4 separate regions of the Mus musculus genome follow, and regions 2, 3 and 4 are each linked to region 1. A link is a loop called in an ENCODE intact Hi-C map of the cell type or tissue named here. Cell type or tissue: left cerebral cortex. All regions are shown on one strand. Region 1 overlaps Syt7 (synaptotagmin VII). Region 2 has its middle 26 kb from the start of Gm30263. Region 3 overlaps Dagla (diacylglycerol lipase, alpha). Region 4 overlaps Syt7 (synaptotagmin VII).

Region 1 (8,000 bases):
TCCACTGAGGTTGACCTCCTGGGGGCCAGACACTGTATTCAGTCAGCACTGGGCTCTGAGACTCAGTCTCCTCTGGAGCTTCACGCCCTTCTCTAAATGTCCTCTAGGTGTGGGCTGAAGGGACATTACCTTTGAGGGGCCTTTTCATCTGAACAGGTCACCTAGCCTGACATTTCTCCCTAGGGAGAACTAGGGGCATCCTCTTGCTTGCTTCTTGTCAGTTGAGTTCAAAGCCCAGCTCAGGAGTGGGGGGGGGGGGTGCAGTGGGGACGGTCTCCATTGCGACTAGGTCACCGGCCCTGGGCCATGCCCTCACCCACCCACTGCTCTCCTTCTAATACTTTGGCATCATGATGTACTATTCCTCCAAGCACCTCTGCCGTCTCCACAGAGACCAACTTGATGTGCTCAGCATCTTTCGGGCAAAGGGCCTGGATTCCGTAGCTGCTTCTGACAGGCTTTCAGCCCCCTGGACCTTCCCTTTCTTGCTTGCCCATCTTGTCCCTTGAAACTGCAGGGCCCACCCATGCTTGTGGTGAGAGTGTTTCTGACTGTGAAGGAAGCTGGTGAGGTTTTTTTTTCTCTCTGGTGTGGGCATTGGACTGGTGGAACCAAAAATAGGTTGGATCGGGTAGGGTATGTTTGAATCCCGATCCTCTGGCATCTCTGGGGCCTTCTGTGCCCCTTAGTATAACCATCCACTCCTTAGAATCCCTGTAGTTCCATGTCAGAATCCCATTCCTAGCAACTTACTCGAGGTCTCCCAGACTCTGCTGTCCCTATGTCCCCCTCCCTTTTGCCTGGCACCAGGTAGGAGTGAGATATGCAAATTAATTCCCAGTGAGACTCAGACCAGTCCCTCATCTCCCCTCTGGTCCCACAGGAACCAGTACCTCTTACAGCCTGATCTCTTCATCCCCTCTCAGGAACACCTGTGGCCCATTATTGCTTCATTACAAAAAAGAAAACAAGAAAAAAGAAGATATCCTCTTCTGCTCCTTATGCCCTGAACCAGTGCCAGAGGGCTCTCTCTCTCCCCTCACTCCCTCTGCAGGTCCCCATTGGGCTCATCCTAAGACCAAGACTTTACCTGACAGCTGCTATTCTCTCTCCACCTGATCCCTGGCCCCTAGGCGTTGTTACTCCTGTTATTATAAAGAAGAGGTGGTGGAAGAGAACAGGAGCCAGGTGGAGAATGAAGACCTGGTCTTTCCCATATACACCCATGAGCTCCTGCTCCAGGCTGCCCAGCCTCCCACCCTCTACCTGCAGCCTCCTCTATCCTCTCCCTCCCAACCTTCATCTTCTGCATCCCAACGCTGGCCTGGTCTGCCTCCTTTAGTCTCTCTGACTGCCTGTCCCAGGCTAGGCAGGGCCTCAGCAGGCCTGCAGGGGTCAGCGTTGCAGTGGGCAGGCAGGACAGGCAGGACAGCAGTGGGAAGGAGGAGGGAGGGAGAGGTGACCTTGCAGTGAGCTAGTGAGCAAGGCCAAAGAGAAGGGCTGGGAGAGAGAGGTCAGGTCCCCAGGGCTTCCTACTCAGTTACGAGGCTTCTGGGACTTTGTTAGTCCCACTGGACAGCAGTGCCTGAAGCCTTCATTTGTCCCACCTGTTAGTGGATTCTGTCCCCTGCAGACACTCTGTCAGGCAGGTCATCCCCTAGGGGTGAAGGACACACACACACACACACACACACACACACACACGTCCTTGACATGGCAAAGTAATTACTGTCTAAACCAACTATCAACTCCCTGGGTACAGTTAAGGGCAGAGTCTAATGAAGGGGTTGGTGTGAAGCTGGAGTTAGGGATGAAAGAACAGATTAAGTTTATGGTATAAGGCCCATGGATGGGGCCAGGGCTAAGGCTGGGTATGGAAATCCAACAAAACCAGACTGTCCCACAATTTCCCTGACAACTGCTCTCCAAAGGACAGTCCTCCCCTAACTGACCCCACCTGAACAGGCCTCATTTGCTGTAATGCCTGTGTCCTGGGCTTGGCGCAGAGGTTAGAACATCACAGCATGTGGTTCCCCCAACAGGTATGGCAGGGTCTGAGGCTGAGCAGGTCTAACACTGGGTTGGGATATAGGGGCCCCTCTAAGCTGTAGAGTTGCTGTGGAGACAGGCCTATCACCGACTGCTCTGTGGCGTTCCATGGCCTTGTAGAGACAGCTTGACCATCAGGCTAGATGCTTAAGGACCCTAGGATTGAGAAAAGAGATGGCCCTGAAGACCTTCTTTGGTGGTAGGATGCTACAGAAGGTTGGATCATGGTGATGGGCCAGCTTATGATAGGTGGTAGGGGTTATGGGGAAGGCTAAAAGGCAGAGGAACAGGTGGGCATCAAGTAAACAAAGGGAAGTCTTTGGTCAGCCGGTCCTGGCCCTAGCTGACCCACAGACCCCAAGGGCAACAGAGCAAGGGCCTTCCAGCCCAGATGTTGAAGCATGTCATGGGAAAGGACAGAGGAGGAGCGAGTGGTCCCCTGCCATCCACCCCCACTCTCCACCCACCACCTATTCTCCCAGGGACTTTGAATCCTTATTGAATCTGATGGACCGTTTTCAATAACTGCTTCCCCCAGGGGAATCAGGCCTGGAACAGCAGGGGAATAGCTGGTGAGGGGGCCATGCGCTGGCTGGGAGGCTCAGTCCTGAGTGGAGGAGGAGGAGCTGGTTCCATGGCCTCTCAGAGACACTGAGATATCCCAGGTGGGCACAGACATCTCTGTGTCCCCATTCCATGGTCGGTGCCCACAGGTGGCACTCACGGTCAATGAGGTCAGCTTTCTCCATCAGGGCGGTCACTGCTCTGGCCAGGTGCCGGAGCCAGTCTGTGCCAGGCTAAGCCTGGGTACCCTTCTCCCTTGCCAGGGAACCCCAGCCAGTGGTGCCAAGCGAATCGTGCCAGTTCCATGGACATGGAGGTGCTGACCTCCAGGCAGCAGGGGGTAGCCCTGCTGGGCTTTGTCCAACTTGCCTCTGGAGGGCCAGACTCTGTCTCACCCAGCAGAATTCCCCAAGGGTTGGAGCAGAGTTGGCAGACAGAATGAGACCTGTGGAAGGGACTGGAGAGTGCCCAGCATCTATGCCTGCATTCCCAACCCTTGATAGGAAGGTGGGCTGGCTCGGCGGCTGCTCGGGAAGGCTGGGCAGCTTCTACCTGGAAGGAGCCCTAGGGAAAGGTATGTCACCTGGGGTGGTTGGGCCTGCAACTGAGTTATATGGTGGGCTGGGATGTTTGGGGAATTGGTATATCCACGTGAGAGAACATGTGGGGCTCCAGCGAGGGGGGAGGGGAAGCTGGGGTGCTAGCAGAAGCTTGGTGGCTGTGTGTGTACCTACGTGCGTGCGTGTGCGGGAGGCAGCTGGCTGGCCGTAATAGCTGCGCTCCTGTGCCGAGTGCCCTGCCCGCTGTAAACAGCAGCTAATGAGTGTATTCATAGCAAGGTGCATTGAGGTGCATAGGGAGCCGTAATGGAAAGCTCCCAGGAGGGCCCCTCCCCCCATCCTGTACTCAGCCTGACAGGGTGGGGACTCTCTAGGGATCCTGCCTACCCCCTGCCACACCCTCAACCTGCCAACTTGGCTTCCATCTTCAGAGATCAGGGCCTCACCTGGTTGTAAGCAGGTATGAATGTGAACATGGGATGGGTTGTGAGGGTATTCTGTATACGGAGACAAGATTACCATGATGCTGAGTGTGTGTGTGTGTGTGTGTGTGTGTGTGTGTGTGTGGTGTCTGGTATGTATGTGTGTGTGTCTGTGTGTGTGGTATGTGTATGTGGTGTGTGTGTGTGTGGTGTCTGGTATGTATGTGTGTGTGTCTGTGTGTGTGGTATGTGTATGTGGTGTGTGTGTGTGTATCTGTGTCTGTGTGGTGTGTCTGGTATGTATGTGTGTGTGTCTGTGTGTGTGGTGTGTATATGTGGTGTGTGTATGTGGTGTGTGTGTGTGTGTCTGTGTGGTGTATGTTGTGTATGCATATAGCTGGGTTAAACTGAATTCATCTGTGTTTTGGTGATTGATTCTATGCATGTGTGTTTGCACCCCTCCCCCAGGCCCCAAGAGAAGGACTGTCCCCTGTATCAATAGTTACCCTGATGGTGACAGAACCAAGGTGTTGTCAGAGCAGGCTGTGCTGCTGGCCCTGCTCCTTCAATGTCCTTGGAGTTCGGGAGAATGAGGGCCTCTGGGGCTGCTCAGTGGAGAGAAAGGGGTGACCCTGTTCTTCCCACTGGAGGAGGCAGGAGGGAGGGTCTGAGTCTCAGCTTCAGGAGGCTTCCAGAGCTATGGTTTGCATCAACAAAAAGGGGCCTCTGGTTCTTGTGCCTCCAGGAACCCCAGAAAAAAGAGAAGAGGGGTGCCAATGAGTCTGTCCTAACTGGTAGATGGTGTGTATACCTACACCCTCCCAGGGCTGGGTAAGTGTGAAAGGGGTGTCTGCATGAAGCCCCAAACAGGGGAGTAGAGGAGAGAGCTGTGTGGCTAATGTGTCCAATTAAATTACTTCAAACCCTGCCGCGGCAGCTGCTCCCGGTGGGGCTCTGGATACAAATTGGATCCGTCTCATTACTACGGGATAGTGTCAGCAGGGCCAGAGAGCTGTGGCTGGCTTGGCCAGCCCAAAGCAGGCCCTGTCCTGCTTGCCCAATCTGAGTACACCAGAGCCCCCTAGAGGAGTTGCTCATCAAAGCATCCGCTGGGGTCTCTAGGCCCAGTGATATTAGCGTTCCCTGTCTACCACCTTACAACCCCTGGCCCGATATGTAGCAGACCCAGGACCCCTCTGAGCCCCTGGTTTCTTCCTCCCAGAGTGGAGTAGGGTGTAATGTTGCTTAAGGATTCCTTCTCGGCTCTCCCAACACCTTCCCACCACTAATAGTAGCAGAAGCACTATAGCAGTAAGTCTTATTTGTGGAGTACTTAGTATATGCTAGGTGCCTTGTGTGTATGCCACTAGGGATGACTTGCTTAAACCAGGGCCCTAGGCCTACCTGCTGTCTAGGCGCATTCCTGCCGAGGTAGTTGTTGCTGTCTCATTTTTCCTCTGCTGTCTCAATTTCCTCCTCTGTGAAATGGGCATAATGATGGTTCTTTCTTTCTTGGGCGACTGGAGGATGAGGAGAGACGAGGCAAGAAGAGTAGTCATCTCAGAGCTTCGCACGTAGTAAACACTCGTGATGCGGAAGGGCAGCTGTTATCAACATTACCCCGTACTGAGAGATTGATGTGTGGGACGGGGGTTCTGGAAGCTCCGGGAAGGACAAGCATGCTACTGCCTTAGTGAAAGTGTTGGGAAGGATTTCGCTGAGGCCATGGGGAGTAGCTGTCAATGTAGCATGGATTTGCCGAGTGCTCGCTGTGTGACACGCACTCTTCTAAACTTATTACACGTCCGTCATCAGCATACCCTGGCAAGGACTTGCAATTAGAAGTCAATTGGGATTCTAGGCGTGCAGCAGGATCCAAGAGCTTTGGGTACAGAGCTTTGGGTCTTGAAGATCAAATAAGAGCTTGCTGTAGGAAGAAGCATAGGTCAGGCATTTGGCAATGTGCTAAGGCACAGGGACCTGAGAGGGCTTGGTCAGTTGAGGCAGCAGTGACCAGCGACCGAACATGGCTGGAAGGGAGACCCTAAGGAATAGTAGCCTGGAGTGAGGCTTGGGAAGATAAATTAGGCCTGGGCTATTGACACAGGGAGCAACTGAGTCTCATGTACTCCAGACTGGCCTGGAATTTCTACCATAGCCCGAGAGGACCTTGGACGTCTAGTTTTCCTGCCTCTCTACCTCCCAAGTGCTGGGATTGTAGGTTTATACCACCATATTTAGATTATGAAGTGCTGGGGATTCATGGCAGGCAAAAATTCTACCAAGTCACATCCCCACTTTTGTTTTGTTTTGTTTTTTTTACGGTAATGGAAGCCCTTTGAATAGATGTCTGTAAAGAACTGTAACAGTGTGGTAGTGTGAGGGTTGGGGAGCTTAGCAGCAAGATGGAAATGGAGTTAGAGTCTCACCAGGAGAGATACCTGCCCATCTCTGTCTCTGACCTTCTGCCACATTCTCTCACCTAAACATGGTCGAGCCCAAAGCCGTTACCCGGGCTCTGACCTTAGCAAACCTGTGGTGGGTGTGGGCATTTAGATGCCAGCCAGTCTGGATGGGCATCAGTAAAGACCCTGAAAAGGTGTTCTAGCACTGGGGTCATTAGACAAAAAGCCTTCTCTCGAGATGGATGGGGAGCCAAGGGGAGTAGTAGTTACAGGGCCCCAGAGACGTAGGTGATATTCCTATTGATTGGTCTGCATCCCATGCCCACTTTGTGTATCAGGGACAGGCCATGACAGGACCACAAAAGTCACTCAAGCCTCCAGGTCTGGGCTCCAGGGTCCCAACAGCACTAAACTGTCTCCATGACAGCTAGGCAGGGCACCCCTCCCCCTTCCCCATGCCCAAGCACAGGGGTCCATTTCCAGCAGGGTATAAATATATCTTCTTATTTCCCTTGGGTGCAGACATCCCAGGGCAAATAGACTTACACTGAGATTTTGGTAGCATACACACATGTTGGCATTTGAGTCCATATGCGCATACATACATATGAGTGTGTGTGCATGCATATATATATGCATGAGGGAGTGTGTATGTGTGTGTGTGTGTGTACCACCTTGCTTTTTAATCTAAACTTCACAGCTAGCCTAGGTTGTATAGGTGAGGAAGCTGAGGACCAGAAAGCTAGAGGATCTTGGCTGGGTCATCCCACAAGGCAGGATAAAGAATTTGAGTCATTCTTACTCCATAGGCTGAGTGGTAACCACTGAGAAACGCTGCCTAACACTTCCCTTATCCTACTAGGATCCCGGCCAGCCTGTCTCTCAGCCCATCTCTTAGAAGGGAGTGCTTAGAGTTGGTTTGGCTGCAGAGCCGGACTCAGAGGGTGTCCCCAGCATCTTCCTTAGTGCTTAGGGCTGTCCCTATAAACCCTTTATTCTCCTGTCCCTGAATGGAGTAGAGATCCTTTCTTTTCCATTCTTCTCCAGGCAATGTGGAAAGATCCTCTTGCCAGATGATCTGGGGAAAAGAGGAGGAGCCCCTCACGCCCTGCTTGGCACCTGCCAGCTTGGGAGGAGCCCAATGAATTGTCTGTGTGGCCCTCCCCAACCTCATTCCTCCCTCTCCAGCCCCCGCCTGGTTGGGGAGGTGCGAAGGGAGCGATTTCACAGCCTGTCAGCTGAGGCCTAAAAATACCCAGAACTCTGAGATGTTTGGGCAAGGGGAGGAGAGAGAGCGTAGGGACCAGGGATGGGGTGGAGGGGTGCAATTAAAACTCAGCCAGAGAGCCCTGGTGGTACCATAGTCCTGCTTGGGAGTGAGGGCTAGACCCTCTGTTCCCATGTCCCCCATCTGTCTTATTTGTGGAAATGACTAAGGTGGGGCTGGCATCCCTAGGGTTGTGAGAGCTGAGTTATGACAGCTAGAACTGAGGGAAGGCTTGGTCCTTGGTAGGAACCATAGACCCAAAGGCCCCCAGAACCTCATGCTGATGCCTCTTTCTCTCCCTTTCCACCCCCGAGTTGGCTGGCATCTTGAGGCTGTGGGAGCCAGGCTGTGCCTGAGCCTGCTTCCTTCCTGGAGAAGGTGCCTGCTTCTGTTAGAGGAGAGGCGTGAGGAAGGCAGTGGGGATGGGGGTGCCAGCAGGTGTGTGACGTGGTGAGCCAGCCACCCAGGCACTAGAGGGAAGCAGAGGAGAGAGGGTGTGGTGGCCCACGTCACTACCACGTGGCTATGCAGTGCAGCATGGCACGAGGTCTCCACAAACCAACCAGAACCCAGAGGGGTGTGTGTGTGTGTGTGTGTGTGTGTGTGTGCATAAATGCATACTAGAGTTGGCCTCATCTTGGTGCTGGAATATGTGTGGGCATGTGTGACCCAGCATGACTATTCTAGGTACATACTGATTAAGAACAGATGAACAGGTAGGTAAAGAAGGATA
Region 2 (8,000 bases), 54 kb before region 1:
GGCACCAGGTCTTTTTTTTTTTTCTCTTGTATGTAAGTCACCTGCCCCTCACAGCAGCCAGGTGGAAATTGCTTCTCTTCAAAGCCAACCCACATGAGAAGGCGTGCCAGGCACTAGGTACTCCATGTCTACTGGGGCTCCAAAGGCTCACAGCGGGGCAAGGGGTACCATTACCACCCCCGTTAGAGTTGGGGACTGAAGTCCAGGAGAAGTAACTCACCACAGTTTGTAGCTAGGGAGAGTTCCAGCTGCCATTTCAATTCCCACGTGTCACCCCCGTGTCCTCTACATTGTGTGGAAGCCAGCACAGGCCCTGACTGTCTAGCCAGGGCTTGTCTCATGTGCTCTGTACCCCCACACTCCTCCTCCCAGCCTCCATGCTAGCTGTGTGACAGGCACCCCACAGTACCTGGGTGGGCAAGTCCCTCTACCCACGCTGTCAGTTCCCGTTGCTGCCGCCTCCTGGTGTGACAGCTGCTGCACCAGGCCCAGGTGTGCAATCTGTGCCCCCTCCCCCTGAAGGTGTCACTTTCCATCTCTCCTCGTGGTGCTGAGCTCATGAGCCTCCCAGACCACAGCTGCTGCTTCTGGGACTGGGCTCATCAGTGATGTTACTGCTAAGATGACAGTTCCAGGGGGACTCAGGGTGGCTGGAAGCCAGTCCGCAGGGATCCTCGAATGCTCAGTCTGGCTTATGCAGCTTCTTATCTGAGAGTGAGGTGAAGAGGCTGGGCTCAGCAATTAAGGATTTAGGGTCTGGGCATGTATAACCCTGAGTTCAAATTCTAGATTCAGCATTTAACGGTCCCCTGGAAAAGCTGAAAGAGTGAAAATATAGGTGCCTTGGTGAGGTTCTCAGCCCTGACAGAGAGCCTAAATTTCAAGTGACAACTTGGGCATTTACTACACGTGGGACACGGTACTATTCCAGGACTCACCCTGTGCTATCCTCCGGGGCTTCTGTTGGGACTGAGCAGCCTGGTGCCTGTGCACCCCTTCCTTGGTACCTTGTAAGCCATTATGGTATCGTTGAATAGGATTGCTACTGAGTCCTCGGCAGATGAGATGTCCTGCTGGGAGGGTCAGAGACAGGGCACGGGGAGGGAGAAGGCCAAGTTCAAGGCCATGTGTCCATAGCTCTGGGAATCTGTAGCTGAAGCCGTGGGTCTCTGGATACCAGGCTGGTGACTAAGGATCAGGAACTAGGGCACCAGGAAGCGTTACACAGATGTATAGACACAGTGTACTTAAGGGCAACTCTGGCCATGGAGCAGGCTAAACCCACATCAGCCTGACTCTCCGCCAGCGTGTGGGGGTAAAGGGCAGAGCTCTAGGTCAGGTCCCTTTGCCCAACTCTTAGAAAGCCCCCTCTTCCCCACTCCCAGGCCCTCTCCCCATCACTATGCTCACCAGCCCCTGCGGAGCTGGCTAACGCACTCATTGAGATGCTGCAGCGGAGGTGGGGCCTAGGAGGACTTTAGTAGCCAGGTTCAAGGAATGCAGAACCACACTCTGAGTGGCCGGCATCCACAACATCACAAAAATACAAGTCGTGAAAATTAATCCTAATTTGGGCTGTTGAGTTCTCAGTCTGGTCTGTCTGAGAGACAATTACCCCCAGAGGTCACAGGAGTCCTCACTTAAGGCTCAGAGTCACTAGGCTCTGGTTTTACACACAAGGGTAAGAAGCAAGGGGGAGAGGACCTTCAGCTTGGGTGACAACAAGCCACTGTTTTTCAAACCTGAGCTTGTATACCAGCTGCCTCAGAACGACCTGAAGACTGAGGAATGTATAGACTCTTGAGTCACAAAAGAAAGATAGTGATGGATACTCTCAGAGGGAGCAGAAAGTACTCATTTATATAGACAGTGAAACATACGGGAGGTGGACAAAGGGCAGGAGAGTGGGAAGGGAGGCTGTGTAGCAAGTGCAGAGGCTCTGCACCTTTGCAGCGTGGGAAAGCTCTAGAGACCTGATGCACAATCGGATATTTACTACTGGACTGAACACAAAAACAAGGGGTGTCCAAAAGGCAAGGGACACCAACTGTGTGGCTGCAGTTCAATCCTCGGACCCACGTGGAGGGAGGAGAGAACCAACTCCTAAAAACTGTCTGTCCCCTAATGTTCGTACATACCACGACATGGCACGTGCCCACATACAATCATAGGCCACCCAGCCCACGCACAAATAAATGTCGAAAAAGCAGTTGCTTGGTGTAGTAGCACACGCCTTAATCCCAGCACTTGGGTGGCAGAAGTAGGTGGATCTCTGTGAGTTTGAGGCCAACCAGAGCAACACGTGAGACCCTGATTCAGAAACAAAAACAACAAACAAAAAGCAGCTAAAATTGAGGCTGGGGATATGGCTTAGTTGACACAATGCTTGCCTATCAAGCACAAGGGCCTCGGTTCAATCCCCAGCATTGTGTAAGTCAGGTACAGTGAGGCACACCTGGACCCAGCACTTAGTGTTGTGTAAGTCGGGTACAGTGGGGCCCACCTGAATCCAGCACTAAGTGTTGCGTAAGATAGGTACAATGGGGCATACCTGGATCCAGCACTCAGGAGGTAAAGAAGCAGGAGACTTAGAAGTCCAAGGCCAGCCTTAGATAAATGCACAGTGAATACAAAGCCAGTCTGAGCTAATGAGACCCTAAAACACTCAGTATGAATTCAAGACAATGGTCTAGGCTTGTGACTCGTGCACTTCAGAAGATATCTCGTTCAAGGCCAGCCTGGGTTATAGGGCAAGGCCTTGTCTCTCAAGCAGGCAGGAGTGGGGCTGAGATACTAAATTTTACATTATGACCTTTTTTTGTGCACTTAAAAAAATTCTTTACAATCCTGCCCCTGGCACCAAAGATCCTTTTACTCTCATCTGAGGGATTTGAATTTTTACTCTCCTGGTTGGGGCTGGGAGGCAGGGAGTCAGACACATGACTTGCTCATGCAGAGCCAGGCTCAGAGACCTCTGAAAAAGCAAAGGCTGTACTGAGAGAAGTCCTCCCCTCCCCCTGCCCTCACAACCTCCCTGCCTAGCAATCATAGGAGCCCTGTGCCCTCATCTCGCCTCTGCCAGCCCTAGTGAACTTCTAAAGCACAAATCCGATGCAGGCACGCAGCTCTGCAGCTCTGCGGCTCCATGAAAACCCTCCCAGCCTCCTGCTGGCCTTTGTAAAATAGAAGAAGCGACTTCAACAGAGCCTGTTCAGGGAGGGATGGCAACACACTGGGCCAGGGAGCCTCTGGTGTGGGCAGAGGTCCCACCAGGGTCCCTGCCCAAAAGACAGAACAGAATTGGGCTGAGAGAAGCTTTCAAAAGAGAAAGCTGTTTTGAGCAGAGCTATGGGAAAGGAGGTGGTGTTGGCCAGCGCCCCAGGGAAGGTGAGAGGAGGTAGGACCCAGGGTAAGGGGCAGCAGGGCAAGGAAGGGCAAGGAGGTACATCTCATGGGTGACAGGTAATCAGGAGACCTGCACTGGTGAGGGCAGGCATGGGAGGGAGAGCAGAGAGAAGATAAAAAGGCAGTTTGGCTGGAGCTAAGGACTGGGAGCTCTTAGGGCTGCCTCTGTCTGTCTGTCCCCAAGGTGGTGTCAGGCTTGGGATCTGGTTGCTGACTCTAGGATGTCCCCGTTGCTTTCCTTACTCCTGGGTGGGGGCTTTAGGGAAGGTGATCTTGTTCCCAGCTACCCACTCCTCTAGGCTCAGTCTGCCTCTCCTTCCAGCCTATGGATCCTGTCTCCTCTCAACTACACAATCAGACTGCCTGTTGATAGGTTTATCTATAGTCACTCATAATAGGTGTTTAGTAAAATCTGGTGGACTGTTGAATGCATGGGTCTAAGAGGGCAACCCCTACAGATCCTCAGACCCCACTTCTACCAGGGCCCCTCGGGCTTCCTAGGACATCAGAGATGAGTCGGGGAGTCACTGTAAGAGAGGTCCATCCTAAGGGAGGTCAAGTTGCAAGTCTCACTTATCTCATGACCAGCCATCCCAAAGGAACGCACAGCTTAATACGAAGAGGTCCCAGACAGTCTCAGCAGGTCCAGTCAGAAGCCCCCACCCCCACCCCAACTGCAACACCCATTGTCAGCCTCACCAGCACAAAGGAATCCACAAAGGAACTGTTCCCATACCCAGCATGCATTCCAGAAAGCTCCCTTCCACCCAGAAGTATCAAAAGATACCTTTTACATTCACTGGTACTCACTCACAGGGGGGTCTCTTCTCCCTACCCACAGCCAACCATACAGCCTCTCAGCTAGAGCCCGCTCAGCATAACAGCCACAACTCCTAGAAGACCCCAAGTTCACCCCAGAGGCCAGTGTCTTGTGACCCTCCTGCCACAGAGTCATCATGGTGTAGCTCATGCAATACTTCTGCTTTTCAGGACCAGGGAAAGCAGAGATAGCCCTGTGAACGCTGGCAAAGAACTCATTGAATCATTGTTGGCAGGGAGGTTAATTGGATACAGATGTAAGCTTGTTCCTGGGACAGGTATGTTAATAGGAGCTAAAACTTCTGAGAAACCTCGGCGCTGGAGGGAGAGATTAATTCATCAGAGTCCAAGGTCACAGTGAAACAGCACCCAGAGAGCACCCATCGACAACTCTGACTTCTCACCTCCTCACTACCAGTGCCCTGTGGTTCCCAACAAATTCCTGCCCCTGAGGACCTAGGAAATAGCGCTGTGCAAGGCTGGTCTCGGAATCACTGATGGAAGCTTTGCTGTGATCCTGTGTGGGGTATCATCTCAGCTTAGGAGACTGAGGAACTCGAGGTTTGCTAAATGAGATGAGATTTGTCCCAGTTGGCAGTGAGAGGCTCTACAAGGACCCTGACTTCAGTCTCGGATTCATTCTAGCCTGGACCACAGAATGGCCAGGAAGACGTTCTCTCGCTGTCCACTAGGAGGCGCCAGTTCTCCCTGTTGGTACCAAATGCCGTCGGGACCCTCAGCCAGAGTGGCTTTCTTTGGTTTCTAAGCTAGCTGGCCTGCTAGCCCTCGGGTTAAGGTCCAGAGGCACAACAATCCTTCCCTTCAGTTTCCAGGGGTCAGAGAAATGGTAGGGAGGGTATGAAATCCACAAGGACCGGGAGCCGATTATCACCCGCCTCAGTTCTCATGGGAACCCCAATGTGTTAGATCAGAGTGGAGTCAGCTATAAATGGCAGAGGCTCAGAAAGGCTTGGTAACTGGAGGTCACAGACCAAGACTGTGGCATTCAGGGGCAGGAGAGTGCTGGTCTCCAGGCCTGCAAACCAGAATGGTGACAGAATGGTAAAATACTACACAGAGTGCTCCAGTTATGTCTCAAAAGTGATGAGCTGAGGGGCGCACATGATACAAGGCTGGAGCAGCCAGCAGGGTGTGTGCGTGGTAAGGGTCTCCCTGGTGTGGGTGCTTCTCTCTGGGACATTGGCACAGTGAGGGGGACACAGGATGGCTTTGGAAAATCCCAGGCTTCCCAGGCAGGTGACAGAACCAGCTCTCCCAGCCAGACCCAGCAACGTGGAGGCCAGAGCCACCTGACTCTAACTATAAATAGAGAGATGACGGAAGGCTCCGGAAGCCCAAGGGAGGCCAGAGAAAGGGAGTCTGATGCTCCCTAGAGACTGAGGAAGATACACATACAAGGCACCCTTCTGTAGTGTGCCTTCAAGGTCAGCTAGGAGTCCTGCAGAGGGCTGAGGAGGGGACTCTTGGCAGGCACTGGCTCAGAGGGTGGGGCAGAGGTGAGCAGAGCTGTGACAGATGACAGGTCCCAAAGGCCAAGGGGCTTTGGAAGCCAGAGGGAAGGCTTTGTGCTTCGTGCAGAGTCGCGCTCTTACAGGACTTCTGGCAGCGTGTTGGAGAACGGGATGAATGTCCAAGAACAAGAAAGGCATAAGAACAAAGAGCGAGTGATTCAAGGCCGCTGGGGGGCACAGTGCCAGGAAACACAGCCAGCCTTCCTGTGGAACAGAGGCAGATTATGGGATGCCGGAGGCTGCCGGCTGGCTCCAAGTGTGTTCCCCACCGAACTCCTGATGCTGAGCCGGACACAAAGTCACCTGAAATGAAGATGGCAGATCCAGCATATCCCTGAGTTCCTCTTAAGATATCTATAGTCCTTCTGTGATGTATAAACCTCTTGTTTCTTCTTTGCTGTGCTTTAATGTGCACGTGCTTGTTGGAACTGGAGCAGCCGTTTGGGACCAAGAAACAAGTACTAATATAGGTACCCGCGTGTGGGACTGCCATACCAGCCCTGAAGTAGATACCTCCACCTTCTGTTTACTTGGGAGAAAAAAGGAAACAGTATGTGGCCACTGTTGCTTTGTTGGTTGTGTTGTTGTTTCTGTTTTTGTTTTAGTTTTAGTTTCTTTCAGATGAATGTATTCTAAGTACATACAGGTCATTCATGAATCTCCCGAGAGCCCTTATACATGGGCCATTTTACATCTGATAAGCACCTCAGTCATGCTAGATGATTCTGCATGAAAATTAGCAGGTGTTAATCCTTTCCAGAATCTTCCCCGGGGAAGCAGCGGTGGAATGCCCGCCCGGCCATGTGGCATGGGTGGTGTGGATAGATGTCTGTGCCAGGGCAGTCAGCCCTCCAGACAGCTTTGTCTTCTTAATCTACAAGTCAGAGCCTTGGGACCACCAGGGTCCCTGAAACTTCTACCACTCAATGCTGGGCCACCCTTGTACCTGCCACTATGCTGTGTATTCCAGGCTAGCTGGCCATGAGCTTGCAGCTCATTCCCCTGTCTCTGCCATCTATCTCTGCTGGAATAGCTTTGAGTCATCACATCTCAAGAACTGAACTCAGTGTTACTAAGTTTCAACGGCAAGTGCATTCACCCTCCGAGCCTTCTCTCCATACTCCTATTGGTTCCTTTTGTCCTTCCTGGATGGGTAGGATTGAATGATCACCCTATGACAATACTAGTCACAAAGCCACCATGTATCAAAGACCCCAGGTCACCCCTTACAATAATCAGCTTTCCATGAGGGGACTGTGCACGCGCCTCTTCCCCTTGCTGGGATGGAAACCTAGTTTCTGACCTTCACAGGAACAACTTTCCACTGTGGCACCCAGAGAGATGCTGTTGAAGGCCACTTCTCAATGCACCGAATCCCTTACTGGATGGTGAGCAAGCAAAGGAGCAGGAGGCAGCTGAGAAAACATTTCCCCGCAGCTTGAGCTGTCTCTTTGACTCTTATATTTATTTTGTTGAGGTCACAGGGCCTTTAAGGGGGGTTGGAGAGCTGGTAAGGGCACTCCGGGCCCACATCCCTCTTCCCAACATCACCTTCCAGTGGACAGCACATCCCAGGCCTGGGAGAAACAGGTCACAGGGGTGAGGCAGAAGGACCCATGGTTGGAGGTGAAGGGGTGCAGGGTGAACAAATGGATTCAGACTGCCTGGGTGGGAGCCCTATTCTACCACCAGTTCTGAGAGTCCCAGGGCTTTGACCCAGCCAGGCCTCCAGTTCACGATCATGTCTCCTAAGGCATTGTGAGCGAAAGGTGACTCAACATATGTCAAATTTTAGGACATTGTGTGGTGCCTGAAACCTGCCCACAAAGCATGAGCTGCCTGTACGTCATCAGCATCATGAGCACGCCACCGCAGGGAGTAACGCCATGACTGAAACAGGCCTCTTCACGAAGGACGTGACCCCGCAGGGGTGTAGCTTCTCACTTCCTATTTCGTAAAGAGCACTCTCTGCCCACCTGATACATCACCTCCCACTCCTGAAAGGGGCTTGGTGACTCTAGCTCAAGAGAGTAGTCTGCATCCTACTGCATCAGTGTCAGAGGCAGCCAGGAGTTTGGAGCCTAGGCAGAGCCTAGGCTGGATCTGAATCTGAGATCTTAATTCCCTGATTCCTTTGGTTGAGATGAGCTGATGTCAGTGGCTGCCTGTAGGTTTAAATAACTCCAGGTGGTCGGTGACAGCAAGGAATATCTGGGGCCAGAACAGTGAAGGGGCAAGGGTTTC
Region 3 (8,000 bases), 140 kb before region 1:
TTTGGTTCCACGGCCCTGGGGAACCAAGAGATGCCTGAGAGTCCTGCCTCAGTTTCCCAGCTGACACTGGGAGGATGAGAGGTCTTCTCAGAGTCCTGGGATCATGCTGTCCAGCATGGTTGCTAGGGCTGAGAGAGAGTCAAGCTAGGTCCTCACAGAGCAAAGGCTTGGTGAGACTGTTTTCACAAACTCCTACTTATCTGCTAAAGCCTTGCTCAGAAATTCCCTCCTCAAGGAAGCCCTCCCTGATTTCCCAGAAACAGCTCCCCCTGTCCTCGGCATTGCCCTCACTCTGATGATTACAGTTATAATAATTTGGTTACCTGTCCTTATTCCTCCACTAGCCTACAGTATGAGACCTGGGGATGGGGGGGTGGCAGCATCCTCAGGAGTTACTAGGAGTAGTGGCTGGGCTGACTCGGGCTGCCATCCAGCTCAGGGGTAGCCTTCTCCCTAGTTGTAGCTCTTCTTGTCACTAGTCTGTAAAATTTCTTGCAACATGTGGTCCTGACCACAAGACTGGCAGAATACACATTTGGGAATTGGGATGCAGAGTCTGGAGAAAGGATACATTGAGAAACAGGGCCTGGGAGGTAGGATGGGGCAGGGTGGAGCCAGCAAGAAGGAGCTGGGAATGTGGGAGGGAGGGACAGCAGCTAGTGTTTGGGGAAGGGGGTGCCATCATCCACCCCTCCTCTTCAGGATGGAATGTCATGGACAACTCACCAGGTCTCGCCCAAAGGCCTGGGACAGGACCATCTCCTGCTCCAACTTCTTCTTGATGTACTCAGCTGAGAGTACCATGCCCTGGCGGGGAGGAGCAGAGCAGGGCTGTTGGGAAGCCTCTGGGACCAGAACAGCCAGCGCCCCTTCTGTCCCTCCACAAACAGGCCGTGAGGGCTGGTGGGTACTTCGTTGGCTCCATTTTCAATTGCATTTTCCAAATGGGAAAACAGGGGTTCAGAGGGATATCTGCCTGATACAAACAGGAGTGACATCCCCCCAGCTGCCTGCCCAGATGCTTCTAGGGACAGGCCCTGAGCTCCCTAGGCCTTAGTGGGCAGGCAGAATAAACCACATCCTTCTGACTGATCTCTGACAAGGGAAGATGCCCTGCCAACCACAGGCACCAGAGTGCTGTCAGGGATGAGGGCAAGGTGGGGGAACCTCAGGGCGTTGAGCTTGATACCTTGTGGCCCAACCAGGTGCCTCTGTGTCCCTCCACAGGGAGGCGCTCAGCATCGCCTGTCAGGTCAGTCAGGGCATCCTTGGGGAAAGAAAAAGGCAGGTAAGAGGTGTCTGAGGAGAACAGGCAAGGGCAGCAGGTACTGGGGCCTGTGGAGTAGACACATGGGCAGTTACCTTGGGGGACAGTGTTCCCCGGATACTGATCACCACTTTCTTCTTGTCATGGTCCACAGCTACGTAGAAGGGAGTTTCATAGACCTAGGAGTACCAGCTCATGAGCCTGAGTGACCCCAGAATGAGGCCAGACTATGGTGATGAAACTCCCCATGGGCCACAGGGTCCCTAACACCTGTCAAAGCCAGGGTTCCTGGAGGTCACTGAGGATTCTTGGGTACCTAGCCCTTCCATTCCACTCTGCCTCAGGCAGACCTGTGCTCAGTCCAAGTGGCTCACTGCCTCTCCCCAGTGCCTCCTGTCGCTTCTAGTCCCTTAAGGCTGAGCCTGGAGGCCTTCATGCTGGCATTTATTTCTCCCATTAGTCTGAGGCAGTGTGAATCTCAGGCACCAAAATGGAGGAGGCCATCTCTGGTCTATACACTGAAACCATAGCTAGCTCCACTGGCCTGAGGAGTGTCTTTGGTGGCCTGGTCCCCGGTGGCCCCCAGAGGACCTTGGGCCCCAGCCTGGTCCCTCACCGCATCGTGACAGGAGGTGTAGACAATATCTACAGCAGTCATGTTCTCATCCAGGAAGTGACGGCGGATAGCGATTGCGTTGCAGCCACAACAGTTGTCTTCCTCAATGGTGACCCCAGGGGCGAATCGGGGTCGTGCAGGGCAGAGACAGCACCTGGAATGGGGTGGCAGAAAGCTCAGGGCAGGCAGCACCAGTGGAGTGATGTTTTTTCCTTTCCATCTTCTCTGGAAGTGGCTCCAGGTGGGGCTTCAGCCCCACCCTATCTGTCTCCTTTAATTACCCTTGTGAAGCCCTGGTGACCACTGAGTGGTCAAACCACGAACTAGTTCATCACACAGTCTCCTAACACACGACGCTACCTGGACCATGAATCTTCCCCTCTTGGCTGCAGATCCCACCGCTCTTCTTTCTTCCCAGGCCGAGCCTCGTCTCCAGCTTGCCCTTCATCTTCAAGGTCCTGGGTCTAGCCTGGACCTCCCTCCCCTCTAGCAGCCTACTTCATGTGTTTTCCATAAAGTCACGTAGGACAGCAGTAGACCCACTGCAGACCTCCGAAAGGCACCTTACTGGACTCCTGCGTGGCATCTCCCCGTAGCTGTACTGATGGTTCCCTGACTATCATACCAGCTTCTCCCAGTCACATTTTTTTTTCCAGACAGGGTTTCTCTGTGTAGCCTTGGCCGTCCTAGAACTCACTCTGTAAACCAGGCTGGCCTGGAACTCAGAAATCCACCTGCCTCTGCCTCCTGAGTGCTGGGATTAAAGGCGTGCGCCACCATGCCCGACTAAGACCGGCTTTCCAGGCTGGAATGATAGTTGTAGAGCACCAGACTCTGGCTTTTACTCGAGTGATGGGTATTGAACACAGGTTCTTGTGCTTGCAAGGCAAGTGCTTTACCAACTGAGCCAGCTTCCCTTCCTACATTTGTTTGTTTGTTTTTTGTCTTCGAGACAGGGTTTCTCTGTGTAGCCCTGGCTGTCCTGGAACTCACTCTGTAGACCAGGCTGGTCTCAAACTCAGAAATCCACCTGCCTCTGCCTCCCAAGTGCTGGGATTAAAGGCGTGCGCCATCACAACTGGCCCTAGTAACATTTAAAACCAAACCTGCCTGCTGTCCTTTCCCATCCTCTTTGAGCGCAGACCGACCTCCTCTCCCCTGTCTACCTTTGTCCCCACTCTACCAACTCAGTAGCACATGGAGGGACCCTGTGACGGCACATCGAGCCACTGTCACGTTTCCTCTTAGGGTCCCACAGAGACGCTCCCCTTCTCATCATAAAGGTCTGAGTCCTTTCCGGGATCTGCCCCATTGGGCCTCATCTGCCCGACCTCCACACACCCCTCATCTACACGGATCTTAATTTTCCTTCCTCTTCCCCCACCAGATTCTATGCACATTATCCTCCCCATACCCTTTAGTCTCCATCCAAATGAGACCCTACAGTGAGCTCCACTCCAGGTACCTCTCTGACAGGGCCAGTCCTGACCTGACCCCTGGTCTAGCACTCAGCTCTGTCCCTCTATAGCATCCATGTGCTCCGCTGACCTGCCCCAGAGTCCCTCATCTGTGTACCACTGTGGCAGGTGTTACACAGGGCAGGGTCTGCTCTGTGCTAGTCACAGATGTTTCCCCGATCACCAAGCCTGTTAGGCATACAGGACACTCCCCAGGGTAGATGAGCCAGGGCTGAACTGCTCATTCCACTGGGGATGGAGGCAGGGACAGGTTGGAGAAAAATAAGCATCTGCTTCTCAGGCCACCAGGGGGAGCTAGCACCCAACAGATTGGTATCCAGAGCTGGGGGCGAGTATAACTGGGCTGCAGGCCGTCTTGAATTGACATTTCCTGTGAGGTGTTTGTCTTCTCAGAGCAGCGCCTGTGGGACTGTGACTTCCCAACAGGGAGAGGCCTCATCGAGAAACCCCAGAGTCAAGTCAAGACTTGAGCTTGCCTGAGCTTTGGATCAGGAACTGCCCCATACATAGGATACAACACACAGGACACTCATCCTAGAGCTGTGCCTGGAGAAGCCACCATCAGGGTAAGTGGTGGCAGGTTTGGCTCAAGGTCCTACCTTCAAGACTTCAGGAAGTTCCCCTCTTCCCTCAGCTGAGCAGAAGGCTCAAATGAGGTAGGGGAGCAGCAGGACTTGGGTTCCAATCTTTCCTGCTACTTCACATTCTGATTCTGTAACCATGGTCCAGATAAGCCTTGGCGTCTTCCTGTCAGAGTCAGCACTGACTGCTGCTTCCCAGAACTACTAGACCCCAGCCTGTCCCCTAGGCCAATCCCCTTGTCCCACTCCACTCTCCACACAAAATAGGCCCTTACAAAGTGTGATGTGTCACCCACTGTGGCAGACAACCAAAGTTCAGGATCTGAGAGTCCATGGAAGTGACAAGCAGCAGGCAGATAGCAGATGCTAAGTACGGTACCCAGCGATCTCTGTCTCCAATTATCCCCACACTTTGTGGCTTTGACTCCACCCCACCCTAGGTTCATTCTTTCAAGAGTCCTGGACCTGACTGTGCCCCACCAAAGCTGAGGACTCTGTCTTCTGCCATTTCAGTACTGGCTCATGCAGGAGCTGATATTTCCACTGTCTCCAAAGCACTCAGAGCCCCATAGCCAGCGGCTCTGTGATTTGGAACTGTCCTATGGGCTAATAGCACCTGCTAGAACCGGGGAAACAGGCTCCTGGGAAATGGAGAGGGCCCATCTAAGCACAGGCCTAGGGGCTCCTGGCTCAGAGCTCATCTTGAGAATCTCTCCATCCAGACTCAGGATGTCCAGTGTCCCAGGATTGCAGGGAAAGTGACAAGCATGTGCACTTGGCAGAGATGGGAGGAGCACACAGTGACCTGGTCCTCTCTGCTCAGCTGGGGAGAATGAGAACACGGTCCACGTGGAGGCACTGTGCAGCAGGCATGGATGCGGTCGCCTCTGGGAGGAGGCACGGAGAACAGAGGCACTGCCCACTAGGTCACTTTTCTGGAACAGGAGCCCGGGGAACTGTCCTGCTTCTGCCTGTCATGGACTGAGGACGGAGACACCAGAGAAGGGCAGGGTCCTTCCAAAGCCCTTCTCTGGCCCACTTTAAAGCACAGAGCCCCACCTCTTTTCCATGAGAGCAGGGCTGAGGGTGGAGTGAGCTACAGGTCGGATCTGGGTCCAGGCCTTCTTTATTTTGGTTTTTCGAGGCAGGGTTTCTCTGTGTAACCCTGGCTGTCCTGGAACTCACTTTGTAGACCAGGCTGGCCTCGAACTCAGAAATCCGCCTGCCTCTGCCTCCTGAGTGCTGGGATTAAAGGTGTGTGACACCACTGCCCGGCTTGCCTTTTTTTCTTTACTCAGAACTTTGTACTAAAGTGCCTTCTTGGTGTACTTCTAGAGACCTCCATGGAGTGGGCCTACTTCCCAAGAAAATTCTTTCTTCTAAAGAGGCAGCACACAACAGAGCATCCAAGAGAAGGGAGATGTGGGCAGGAGGGAATGTCTGTAGCGGGCAGAGGATGGCCCAAAGACAAGAAAACTAGCAGTCAGACACTCAAAAACAGACGTATCCACATCCCATTTCACAGATTTAGAAACTGAGGCTCACAGAAGTACACTGACTTGCCCAAGGCAGCAACTGAAAGTCTGCCTGTAAAATTCCAGTCCAGGGAGGAAGCAGGAGGAAGCCAGTGGCCCAGTGACCATATGGAAGAGAGGAGGTAGGGGCAGGACAGCAGTTTCAAAGCTCCAGGGGAAGTGGGTACCAGTTCATCACTGCACCCTCCCTCCAGCCCATGCTATATGCTACTGTGGCTGGGGACTGGCTGTGTACTCACGAGCAGGACCGAGCCAGCTGGCAGAGACCACAGGTGGGCTTCCTCATCAGGTACATGGGCCAGCCATAGGCGGCTAGGGCAAAGAGCATGTAGTAGCAGACTTCTTTGTAGCGTAGCATCTCGTGCTGGAAGACAGGATGCAGAGGGTGGTGACTTCTGCCCTTCCTGCCTGATACCTCAGTCACCACCAGTCCCTGAGGTGGGAGCCCGCCTACTTGCTCCAGTGAGGGACAGCTGCTGGGCCCCAAGGAGGAGCAGTCCCTCCAGACACTAATTACATTTGCCCAATTATTTCCCTATACCCAGGCCAGCATACTCATGGGATCCATCCTATCATTATTGTCTCGGAATTTATGATCTGGGGACAGAAAACCACTTGGAGCCCTGGCTTGTTTACCCAAGAAGGAAGGGAACATGGGGTGTGAGTGGCAGTCTCCCCCCACCCCACCCCTTAGCAATCAGGTCCTGGGAACTTAACCCTGTGAAACCTTAGGGCCTGAGGCTGCGAGTGTCTATGGGCAACCAGATAAGCCACACTGGGCATGGGAACGGTCAGCAAATGTCTCTGGCTCACTAATCCTCTTGGGCTTGACTCACAGAGTCCCAGGCTCCTGAGGCTGGGGTAGGCTGTCTCCCTGAGATTGGGATCATGTTAGAGAAAGGTGCCAGTTTGAAACCCAGGAGTCTGCCGCCCAACAGCTGCCCTCAATGGTTGGTGTCAGCGCTACAAGCTGTCAGAGGCTGGGATGGCAGTGTCCCAGCGAAGCCTGTCAGTCAGTCCCCAGCCCCTAGGCACCAGGACTGCGGCACTTGGAGGGAATTAGTCACCTTGTAAAAGTTAAGGAGGGTGATTAGTCATCTTGTGAAGTGAAACAGGTAGGCCTCAATCAGCACCCTCTGCCTGCTCTTCAGGAACTCAGGAAGGAGCCAGTAGCTGCAGAGGCAATTACCCTGGGTGACAGGACAGGGAGGCGGGGCGATGGTAGCCTCTGCCAGGTGGCAGGTGCAGACTCTGCACCTCCCCAGGGGGTGGTAAGAGCCAGCCAGGCAAGGCCCGAGTGAGTGGCGGGCAGCTGGCTAGGGGAATGGACTAGATATGTATGTGGCTGGTGAAATGAAGTGATGCCTGCTTTGGGGAGACAGATGCCTGGGCCTTTCCTAAAGACACAGATTCCCAAGGGCCAAAACTTTTCCAGCCCTGTCTGATTTGGTACCAAGCTTCCAGCACCTTGCTTGCCTGGATTTAGGATGGGTCAGTTCCCCCTACTGCAGCTCTGCGTGCAAGGTATGCCTAGGGCATTTTATATCTGTCCTGAGGGCTTTGAGGATGGCAGGCTTGCTCCAGGTAGCAGAGAGAGGTGACTGAGCAAGGATGCACCTAAATTAGTTTGCCTCTCCTGTGCCAGGCTACCAGCTGTGATTTCCCCCCCTCAGCCACACTGGCCTGGGCTGTGCCTTCCTTCACACCATGGGGCTCACGTTGCCAGGACACACAGACTTTCTATTAAGGGTGCTCGAGGAAAGTTTCTATTGCTAAAACGGTGTTTAAACGGCCACACCACACCCCACTGCCTGCTATGAGAGGGCAGCAGCAGCAGCAATAATGTCACAGCTCGTCCCTGTAAAGCACTGTGCAATCTCCAGGAGCAGGGGTCAAGTGTCCTGGAGTTTGGCTAAGGGATTCAGGGTCCTCCTTAGTGATAGACACAGCATGATGTGAGAGCATTGAGGACCTCATCTGAGACTCCCTGGACAGCTGAGCAGGAGTGGTGGGGTTGCCTCACGCCATGTAGTTGCAGGGAAGCACAGAGCGGCACTGGGGACAGGAAGAAGCTCCACTCACCGAGTTCTTGAGGTCGAGGTACTTGGTGTTTCTGGTCACTGGCATCCCAGACAGGAAAGCCAAGATGTCATTGTTTGCCTGGAAAACAGGCGCGGTAAGATGGACAGTGGTCCAGATGTGAAGGTGAGAAGGGAGTTCCGTTTCAGCCTGCCTCAGAGGTCTGAAGGAACCACGTGGCTTGCAGCTCTTCTAACATCCAGCAGTTTTCAAAAATCACATTTCCCTGTATTTCTAGTTTTCTGCATTCTACCCAGACCTTCCAACCCCAAGGGATGGTCCTGAGCCACCCGAGAGAGAAAGGGGTTTTGTATGAGATGTCCAGAGACCAGAACTAGCCTGTTGGTGAGGACAGGGGCCAGGGCAGATTTCAGACAGAGGCTGAGGCACTGGAGCTGGCAGTGGCCATCGAGCCCCGGTGAACGGGACATCCTCAGAGGCTGG
Region 4 (8,000 bases), 52 kb after region 1:
TCAGAGTGGAATGAATCACCTGAACTGTGCAATGAGCCCAGGGCTTGCTCTGTTCAGGGAATTGAGAGCCCCGAGCAAGCACAGGCTCTCCTGTGGAGAGGAGGTGGCATGGCAGTGCTGACAGAGGGGCTGCTATCACCTAGGTCAGGGCATAAAAGACCTGTGGACAACTAGGCTCTCTGACCACACCCTCCCTTCTAGTTCCCACACCTGTCATCCCTGCAGGGAGAACAAGGGGAACATCCCCCTTCCTGTGGCCCAGCCTCACTCTTCTTTTTGCCCTATAGGGGAGCCGAGGGGAGCTGCTCTTGTCCCTCTGCTACAACCCCTCTGCCAACTCCATCATCGTGAACATCATCAAAGCTCGAAACCTCAAAGCCATGGACATCGGGGGCACATCAGGTGCTGAGGCTTATCACAGCAGGGTGGGCAGGCCTGTGGGGGAGCTTCCCGTGACACAAGGGTCACTTCAGATTCGGGAGATAGAAGTGTATTGGGGTCCTAACCCTAACCCCTGCCTGTTGGTCCTCTGACTAGAGATAGCAGAGCTCTCTGGACATATTCTGGGTCAGTGCCATCTTGGCAGCCAGGCTCCCTGAATCGGGAAGAAAGGCAACATTGTGGTGGGAAGACCCTGGTCCCAGCTCAAGCTGCTTAGGAAGACCTGTACCAGCATGAGAACACTGAAGCAGTGGCCAGGGTCTTTTTAGGTTCTACCTTATGCTAATGATCCCTAATCCCTCTTGTTCTTGCCTGACCTGGCCTAGTCACCCACTTAAAAAGCATGCAGCCAGCTCCCACTTAGGTGCACCTGGAAGGGCATGAGGATCCTTGAGTCCCCCACCCAACATACACACTCTGACCCTCTGACCCTTCCTCTACTATCACCTACCAGACCCCTATGTGAAGGTGTGGCTGATGTATAAAGACAAGCGGGTAGAGAAAAAGAAGACCGTGACAAAGAAGAGGAACCTGAACCCCATCTTCAATGAGTCTTTCGCCTTCGACATACCCACGGAGAAGCTGAGGGAGACCACGATCATCATCACTGTCATGGACAAAGACAAGCTCAGCCGCAACGACGTCATCGGCAAGGTAGGACTGGGCTGGGGTGCACAGCCAGGCCCAAAGGGTTTGCCCTGAGGAGGCAGCAGGGGCCAAGGATAAGCAAACCAGGAAAGACAGCCAGACAGGGAAGGAGGTAATTCCCCAAAGGTTTTCTGAGTTCCCGACTGGTTTAGCCCTACTTCTGGGACCAACTGAGTGGGGCTGTGGCAGAGCCCCTGCCAGAAACCAAAGACCCTAGTGACTTCAACTAACTGCTCTGCACAACGATGGCCGGGCAGTCTGCAGTAAGTTACTCAGCCTCTCTGAGCTTCTGTGTTATCTGTAAAAGGAAGCTGATGCCAACCCTGCCGATCGCCCCAGAGTAAGGTCAGAACCACCTGAGATAGAAGGAAATTCTGGATGAAGGTGACCGCTTCTTGCATGGTAGGCAAGAAGCCAGACATGACTTGAATTTTTCAACAACACAATTCTGTCATTCATATAAACCCTCCACTTTCTACTTTGAAAAGCATGTTCCTGTGTTTTTAACTCAATATTAGGACTCAGCACGGACACAAAAATCCAGCTGCCTGGGTCCGGGTTTTGTTGTTTGTAGCTTTTAGAATGGAACCCAGTTATACACTGCCACTAAGCTACACTTCTGGTACTGAAGCGCCACCCTTAAAAGCTGTCACCTCTCTGAGCCTCATTCTCTCTGCTGCAGATGAGAGTCAGGGAGTGATAGCCACACAGTGTAGTGGGAGCGTTTGATAAGGGCACAGTGAGACGCTCAGCCTGGCGCCTGAAGTACGTGTGTAGCTTCTGTTGTTGTAGATGCTAGCTCTGAAATGTTTCTGCCGATGGCGTGTGTGGTCATTTATTCAGTAACAGAAGTCTGACTTCCATTATGCTCTCTTGTTTTGTTTTGAGTCAGTTTCCCTGGCTGTCCTGGAACTCGCTCTGTAGACCAGGCTGGTCTTGAACTCTAGAGATCCACCTGTCTCTGTCTCCCTACTGCTGGGTTCAAAGGCGTGCGCCACCGGCTCAAGCTGGCCTCCTTATGTAGCTGAGTATGTATGGTCTTGGATCTCTGATCCTGCTGCCCCTGTCTTCCAAACACTGTGGTTGGTTACAGGCAGCTGCCATCGAGCCTGCCTGATGCAGTGCTGGGGACTGAGTATGGGGGCTCCATGTGTACTGGACAAGCACTGACCAAGTCAAGTCATGGAAGCGTGACCAGGAATAGTGCCGAGAACCAGTGATCAGGACAGAGGAAGTGAGGGAGTGGAAACACGGGTCCCTAGGTATATGTGATGTGTTTATAAAAAGATAAAGAGAGGAGGGGATATGTTCTATGGAGGTGAGGTGAGGTATGGCCTCAGCGGGCCCATGCCAAGGCATCCCTCCCCCCTGAGGGACCAGCCACACGACAATATAGTATAGAATAGAGTTTATTCAGGGTATGGGGAGGGGAGTTAAGAGGGTAGTAGAGGCAGAGAAAGGCAGAGGGAGAAAGAGAGTAGAGGAGTAGAGGCTGGCCATGAGCTTGTGGAGAGAGAGATGGGAGAAGGGAATGGGGAGGGGGAAGGGAAGAGCAAGGGAGCAGGAGAAGAGCAAAAGAGCAAGGAGGGTGGCAAGCAACCCCTATTATAGTGGGACGGACCTACCTGGCGGTTGCCAGGTAACTGTGGGGCAAAGCATACCTGGCTGTTGCCATATAACTGTGGGGTAGAACTTAGACAGAATGCTAACAATATGACTGTTTTAGATACTTTTCCTCTGCTGTGAAAAAGCACCAAGACCAAGGCAACTCATAATTTAATAAAATTAATAAAATAATAATTTAGGCCTCCATTTCAGAGGGCAAGTCCAGGGCCATCATGGTGAGGAACATGGTGGCAGGCAGGCGGGCAGGCACGGTGCTGGTGCAGTAGCTAGGAGCTCACATCTGAGTTGGCAGAGAGAGCTAACTGGGAATAGCATGGGCTTCTAAAACCTCAAAGCCCAGCCCCAGTGACACACTTCCTCCCACAAGGCCACACCTCCTAATCCTTCCCAAACGTGTCCACCAGCTGGGGACCAAGCATTTAAATATAACAAGCCTATGATGTCCTTCTCATTCAAACCCCAACAATGGTGTTTGGAGAAGGATGGTCTGGCATCTGCAGAGAAGGAGCCACTCTGGAGGCATTCCCTAGAAAGATGAAAAGGAGAAACTAGTTGTTGGGGAGAGAAAAGCAGCTAGCCTTGTGGAAGAAAGCTGGCCCTGGGAGTATTATTCAGCCAGCCAGTGGGCACAGGTATGGAGACTAGAGTGTATGCTGTGAGCAGGGCCCACTGAGCTCCCTAGAGGCCCTTGCAGCCATGCTACAACTCTGCTTTATAGAAGTAGATGTTCTTGGGGGGTACTTTAGCTTCCTTTACCAGACCAGCCTTCTGTGGGCCAAACCAAGTCAAAAATGTTTTTTTTATAATGTTAGTTTTTACATTGTTCTTTTTTTTTTTCTTTTAAGTTTTATTTATTTATTATATGTAAGTACACTGTAGCTGTCTTCAGACACTCCAGAAGAGGGCGTCAGATCTCGTTACGGATGGTTGTGAGCCACCAATGTGGTTGCTGGGATTTGAACTCTGGACCTTCGGAAGAGCAGTCGGCGCTTTTAACCACTGAGCCATCTCGCCAGCCCCCAAAAATGGTTTTGTTCTTGCTTCGTCCTGGGATAGTTTAGGAAGCCCAAGGACCCTGGAACCTTTCTGAATCACAGGCCCAGCTCAACTCCTGGAGACTGGGAATCTGGCCTTGTTCCAGGCTATGGTACCAAGCTGGGCTGACATTGCAAAAGCAAGTAGGCACGAAGGAGCACTTGGCTGTGACCTGTGGCGGTGGTAGTAGTGGTGATGGTGGGATAGTGGGGTGGAGCATTTAGTGAGCCTCAGAGTGAGACTGAGAACTTAGTCCAGCGAGGGCAGCAGACACACGCCACTTCCAGCTGTCTGTAATATCAGTGTCTATTATCAGTCAATTGGCTCAGAGGAGTCTGAGTTGCACAGAGGAGCCTTGAAGCTGAGAAAGATATTCCACCCCTGCATAGGGCTTGCTCATTTTGTCTTGGTGTTTTATCGTTTGTTTGTTTTGACAGGCTCTTGCTTTATAGCCCAGGTTGGCACTCAAACTCACTATGTACCTCCAGGGTGGCCTCCTACTCATAGCAATCCTTCTGCCTCAGTGTGAGAACTTTAGGTATGAGAATTTTAGGTAGTAATACCTGATGTTTAAATGTACATAAAAGTAGGAAATGTAATATGGTGTATCCATATCCCTCTTGCCAATGTCCTCAATTGCTAGCCCCTCACAATGTATCTGTCACAGCTTAAGGAACTGACATGGGACCTTGCTGTGAACCTGTCAGACTTCATTTGCATTTGGCCAGTTCTTCCACTAATGCCCCAGGCCTGCTCCTGGATCCAGTGTTAGCTAGCACGTTGTACTCTGTCGTCAAGGCCCCCAGGCTCTATGACCTGTGACAGTTTTTTGCCCTATGAGTTGTCATCTTGATGGCCTTAAGGTGCCCTGGCCAGGATCTTGCAACACTGTCCGCTTTTCTTCTAATGCCCCTGGTCTTAAGCATTCCTGGTGTCTAGGCCAGGCTCAGCTGAGACTGCTTTGGGAGTTTCTGGGGCAGCCCTGCAATGTTGCAGGGCCCTTACAAGAGCCTAGGCTGCATTGGCAGTCTAGAAGCACCAAGACTTTCCTTATACCATTTTGAACTTTTAAACTATGACTGAAGGTAAGACTCTTAACTCTGTGTGTTTTCCCATCTGAAAACTGGGGCTAATCTGGTAGTTTGTTCACCTGCCAGGTTTGGAAGCACACACTGACCTCGAGATATATAGCCCCCAGTACAAAGTCAGGGGCGGGGCCAGGAAATGCAGGGAGATGGGAGAGACAATAACAATGGTGTCCCTTCCTAGGTCAGGGAAGATTGCCCCAGCCAAATGCCTGTATCCTGACCTTCACTGCAAAATAGGTAACAGTTTGATGTCAAAGGGCCAGGCATGCCCAGGCCCTTGAGGGATAGCAGTCAGGAAACTAGGTCAGGCTGGCAGGAAGGGAAAGGGGCAGCCTCTGTGGGCCAGGCTGTTACTATGGGACAGGGCCCAAGCCTCAGAGCCTGCCATTACGCATCTTCTCTTCCTCCCCAGATCTACCTGTCCTGGAAGAGCGGACCAGGTGAAGTGAAACACTGGAAGGACATGATCGCTCGTCCCCGGCAGCCTGTGGCCCAGTGGCACCAGCTGAAAGCCTGAGTGGGGCCAAGGGAGGCTCCAAGGGCCAAGGCCTGGCTCCCCATCATGCCCCTACCACTTTATGCACAATGCCCAGCCCGGCACCCCTGCCATGGTGAGGGGAGACCCCGAGGGCTCAGCCAGGGAGGGGTACCAGAACTCTACTGGGCCCCATTTCTAGGAAGTACCAGCCCCACCCCATGAGTCCAGCTCAGGGGTGGGGGCTTGGGAGCCATTCCCTGCTTTGCCTCTTTCTTTCCTGATTTGCTGATACTAAAGACGTGGGGGAGAGCTCAAGAGCCAGATGGGCAGATCCCTCCAGAGGCCCGCCAGGTGGGCATAGCCCCCGTTTTCTTTAAGGCAGTGCCTGGAGTGGAGAGAAGCCACCCCTTCCCTAGATCCCCTTTTTGGGGCCCAGAAGAGGAAGGCCGAGGCGTTTGGCCACGGCCTGGTCATCAGGCCCATCCCCAGCTTCAGGTGCCGGCTGGGCCCTGGACACTGAGGATAGTATATAGCCTGTGCTCCAGAGTCCTGGAGATGTGGCCCTGTGTATTTGTGTTGTGTCTACTGTGTGTGTGTGTGTGTGTGTGTGTGTGTGTGTGTGCCCACATGCGTGTACACATGTGCACCTGGAAGCTCATGCGCACGTGTGGGAAAGGGGGAGCTCACTCCCTATCGCCCTGGGACCAGCAGTGCTGATTGGCTATGGAAAATAGCAGAGTTTCGTGAGGATGAAGTAGGGCTGGGTCAGGTAGAGGTCAAGGCCACAGGGAAGGTAGGAGAGGAAGGGTATGGACGGCTGAGAAGAAGTGGGGACCAGGGCAAATGGCTGTTTCAGCTGCCTCCTGGCACCCACTTTGCCTGTCTCTGTAGCCCCCACCCCCACAATTCCCCAGTAGCAACTCTCTACTGCAATGTCGTCCCTTGGGCCTGGGCTCACACTTTGTAGGCACCTACTCACCGTGTGCATGGCCTTCCAACAGGGCACCACTCCCATCCTTCTCAGGCATTCCTAACCCCTCGCCCAGGGACCCCCACCTTTCCAAATCTCATTTTGCAGTCAAATTGGCATCTGCTCCACACTCTGGCTTGGATATAGCCCCCGATCCCCACCCCTTGCCCCGACACCTCCACCTTTTCTTTGCATAATCTGATCAACCCCTGGCCTTCTCCAGGCTGTCTTGACACATACCCCACCCCCACCCCTACCCCCACCCCAGAGTAGCAGCTCTTTCTGCCCCTCCCACCCACCACGCAAGCAGAGGAAGCGGGGAGCATTCCAGGAGTCTGAAGTTGCCATACCCAAAGAAGCTGTCGTCCCTTCTCCCCGCCTCTGCTGAGACTAGAACTGGCTTCCCTTTGGAAATAGCAGACTCCAGAATGATCCCTCTTAAGTCCTGTCGTCCCTCTGTGCTGTATTGAAAAGACCCAGCTGGTGAAAGAGCCTCAAAACCAATTCAGAGACTTGAGCCCAACATACCCTAATTCTACCACCAGGTGGCACCAGAACACCACATCTATGGTAGCAGTTGGGGACCATAAATACAGTTCTACCCTGACTGGCACCTTGACACCCCAAGGATGGAAGGGGCTCTGGACTGCATCTGCTTATCTAGAGCACAGTGGGAACACAGTTATGTGGGCACAGTTTCCTTCAGTGGGCTTCCCCTTAAGCTCACCCTTCTGCTCTAGGTGGGAGATCTCCTTTTGTCCATAGCAAAATGTCCTTAAATCAGATTTCACACCCTGTCCCCAGGGACCTGGAGGAATCCCTTATGTAGTAGGTGAATCATTCGTAGAGTGAATAATTCCATTGTAAAACAAATAGTTACCCATATTACTTGTAAATCTAAATGTTTGTATACTACAGCTTTTGCTTTAAATAGGACCATCCCCAACTCCCTTGCCCAGCTGGGTGTAACCCCAGGAAAGGGACCCTCCCAACTCCCTGCAGAGGCTGTGTGGGAACAGAAGAGGGTAATGTAGAAAGTCTGGAAACTCGAGAGAAATCGCTGCCATCCTTCCTTCCATCTGCCTCAGTCTCCTGAGTGCTTCCACCAAGGCATCCGAGGGGCCCGAGCAACCTGCACCAGCAGGTGTAAAGTTGGCAGCGGGTTTATGCAGAGCGTGCTCCTGCACCTCTTAGCCAGTCAGCTCAGCATCCCCCCACATAGCTGTTCTCCCCTCAGACTACTAGGAATAGTAGTGACCCAGCCTGGGTGGAGGGGTGGGGGGGCCAGCCAGACCTTGCAAACAGTGGGTGGAGAACAGAGTGGGTTTGCACAGGGTGCAGCTGGATGACACAGAGGCTGGGCATAAGATGTTAGGGCAACTGGGGGAACATGGAAATGGGGGGGAGGGACTTGAGGGTGAGGAGGGCACCAGAGCTCTGCCACCACTGTCCTAGGATCTTGGGCAAGTCACCCACACTCCCTGGGCCTCAGTTTCTCCATCTGTAAAATGATGGTAATAATACTTCACCTACCTCATGGGGGAGGTTGTGAGGCCACCATCACCTGACCTAGGGGGTCAAGGCAGGAGGGCTCTGAAGGTGCTACCCAGAGCAAAGTTGTCAGTGAGGCCTGAAAGCAAGGCCCACCTGCCAGTCCACCCTACCCCACAGAGCCTCTAGGGACCGCCAGAGCCAATCTGTCTCTTCACTGTGT

What was found. A loop is a pair of places that touch in the nucleus more often than their neighbours do. Peaks named below come from ENCODE experiments on the same cell type or tissue, not always from the same donor. Only the 100,000 strongest peaks of a DNase experiment are listed, where the experiment ranks them.
Region 2: a loop joins it to region 1, with 2.9 times the contacts of the local background. A loop is called at or near these places in 22 of 42 quality-filtered maps.
Region 3: a loop joins it to region 1, with 2.7 times the contacts of the local background. A loop is called at or near these places in 4 of 42 quality-filtered maps.
Region 4: a loop joins it to region 1, with 7 times the contacts of the local background. A loop is called at or near these places in 12 of 42 quality-filtered maps.

The regions. Positions count from the first base shown.
Region 1 is chr19:10,390,779-10,398,778 of GRCm38, forward strand. All of the region lies in intron 1 of Syt7 (synaptotagmin VII), which reads left to right. Among named protein-coding and RNA genes, the nearest start is that of Syt7, 5.8 kb to the left of the region's middle. In left cerebral cortex, CTCF peaks have their summits at 1,391 (motif pointing right), 4,678 (motif pointing left) and 7,731 (motif pointing right); DNase peaks (open chromatin) are centred at 617, 1,368, 2,915, 3,288 and 6 more places; H3K4me3 peaks cover 2,085 bases; H3K27ac peaks cover 5,313 bases.
Region 2 is chr19:10,336,423-10,344,422 of GRCm38, forward strand. No RefSeq gene overlaps it. Among named protein-coding and RNA genes, the nearest start is that of Gm30263, 26 kb to the right of the region's middle. In left cerebral cortex, CTCF peaks have their summits at 4,912 (motif pointing right) and 5,926 (motif pointing right); DNase peaks (open chromatin) are centred at 3,166, 4,918, 5,564, 5,925 and 1 more place; H3K27ac peaks cover 637 bases.
Region 3 is chr19:10,254,935-10,262,934 of GRCm38, forward strand. Dagla (diacylglycerol lipase, alpha) reads right to left here. Exons shown (of 20, transcript NM_198114.2): 8 at 7,560-7,637; 9 at 5,717-5,841; 10 at 1,884-2,037; 11 at 1,363-1,446; 12 at 1,190-1,267; 13 at 727-807; 14 at 1-15. Among named protein-coding and RNA genes, the nearest start is that of Myrf, 18 kb to the left of the region's middle. In left cerebral cortex, a CTCF peak has its summit at 3,652 (motif pointing right); a DNase peak (open chromatin) is centred at 3,668.
Region 4 is chr19:10,443,090-10,451,089 of GRCm38, forward strand. It overlaps Syt7 (synaptotagmin VII), which reads left to right. Exons shown (of 12, transcript NM_001373944.1): 10 at 288-402; 11 at 896-1,095; 12 at 5,251-8,000. The coding sequence ends at 5,355. Among named protein-coding and RNA genes, the nearest start is that of Lrrc10b, 10 kb to the right of the region's middle. In left cerebral cortex, a CTCF peak has its summit at 6,832 (motif pointing right); a DNase peak (open chromatin) is centred at 6,826.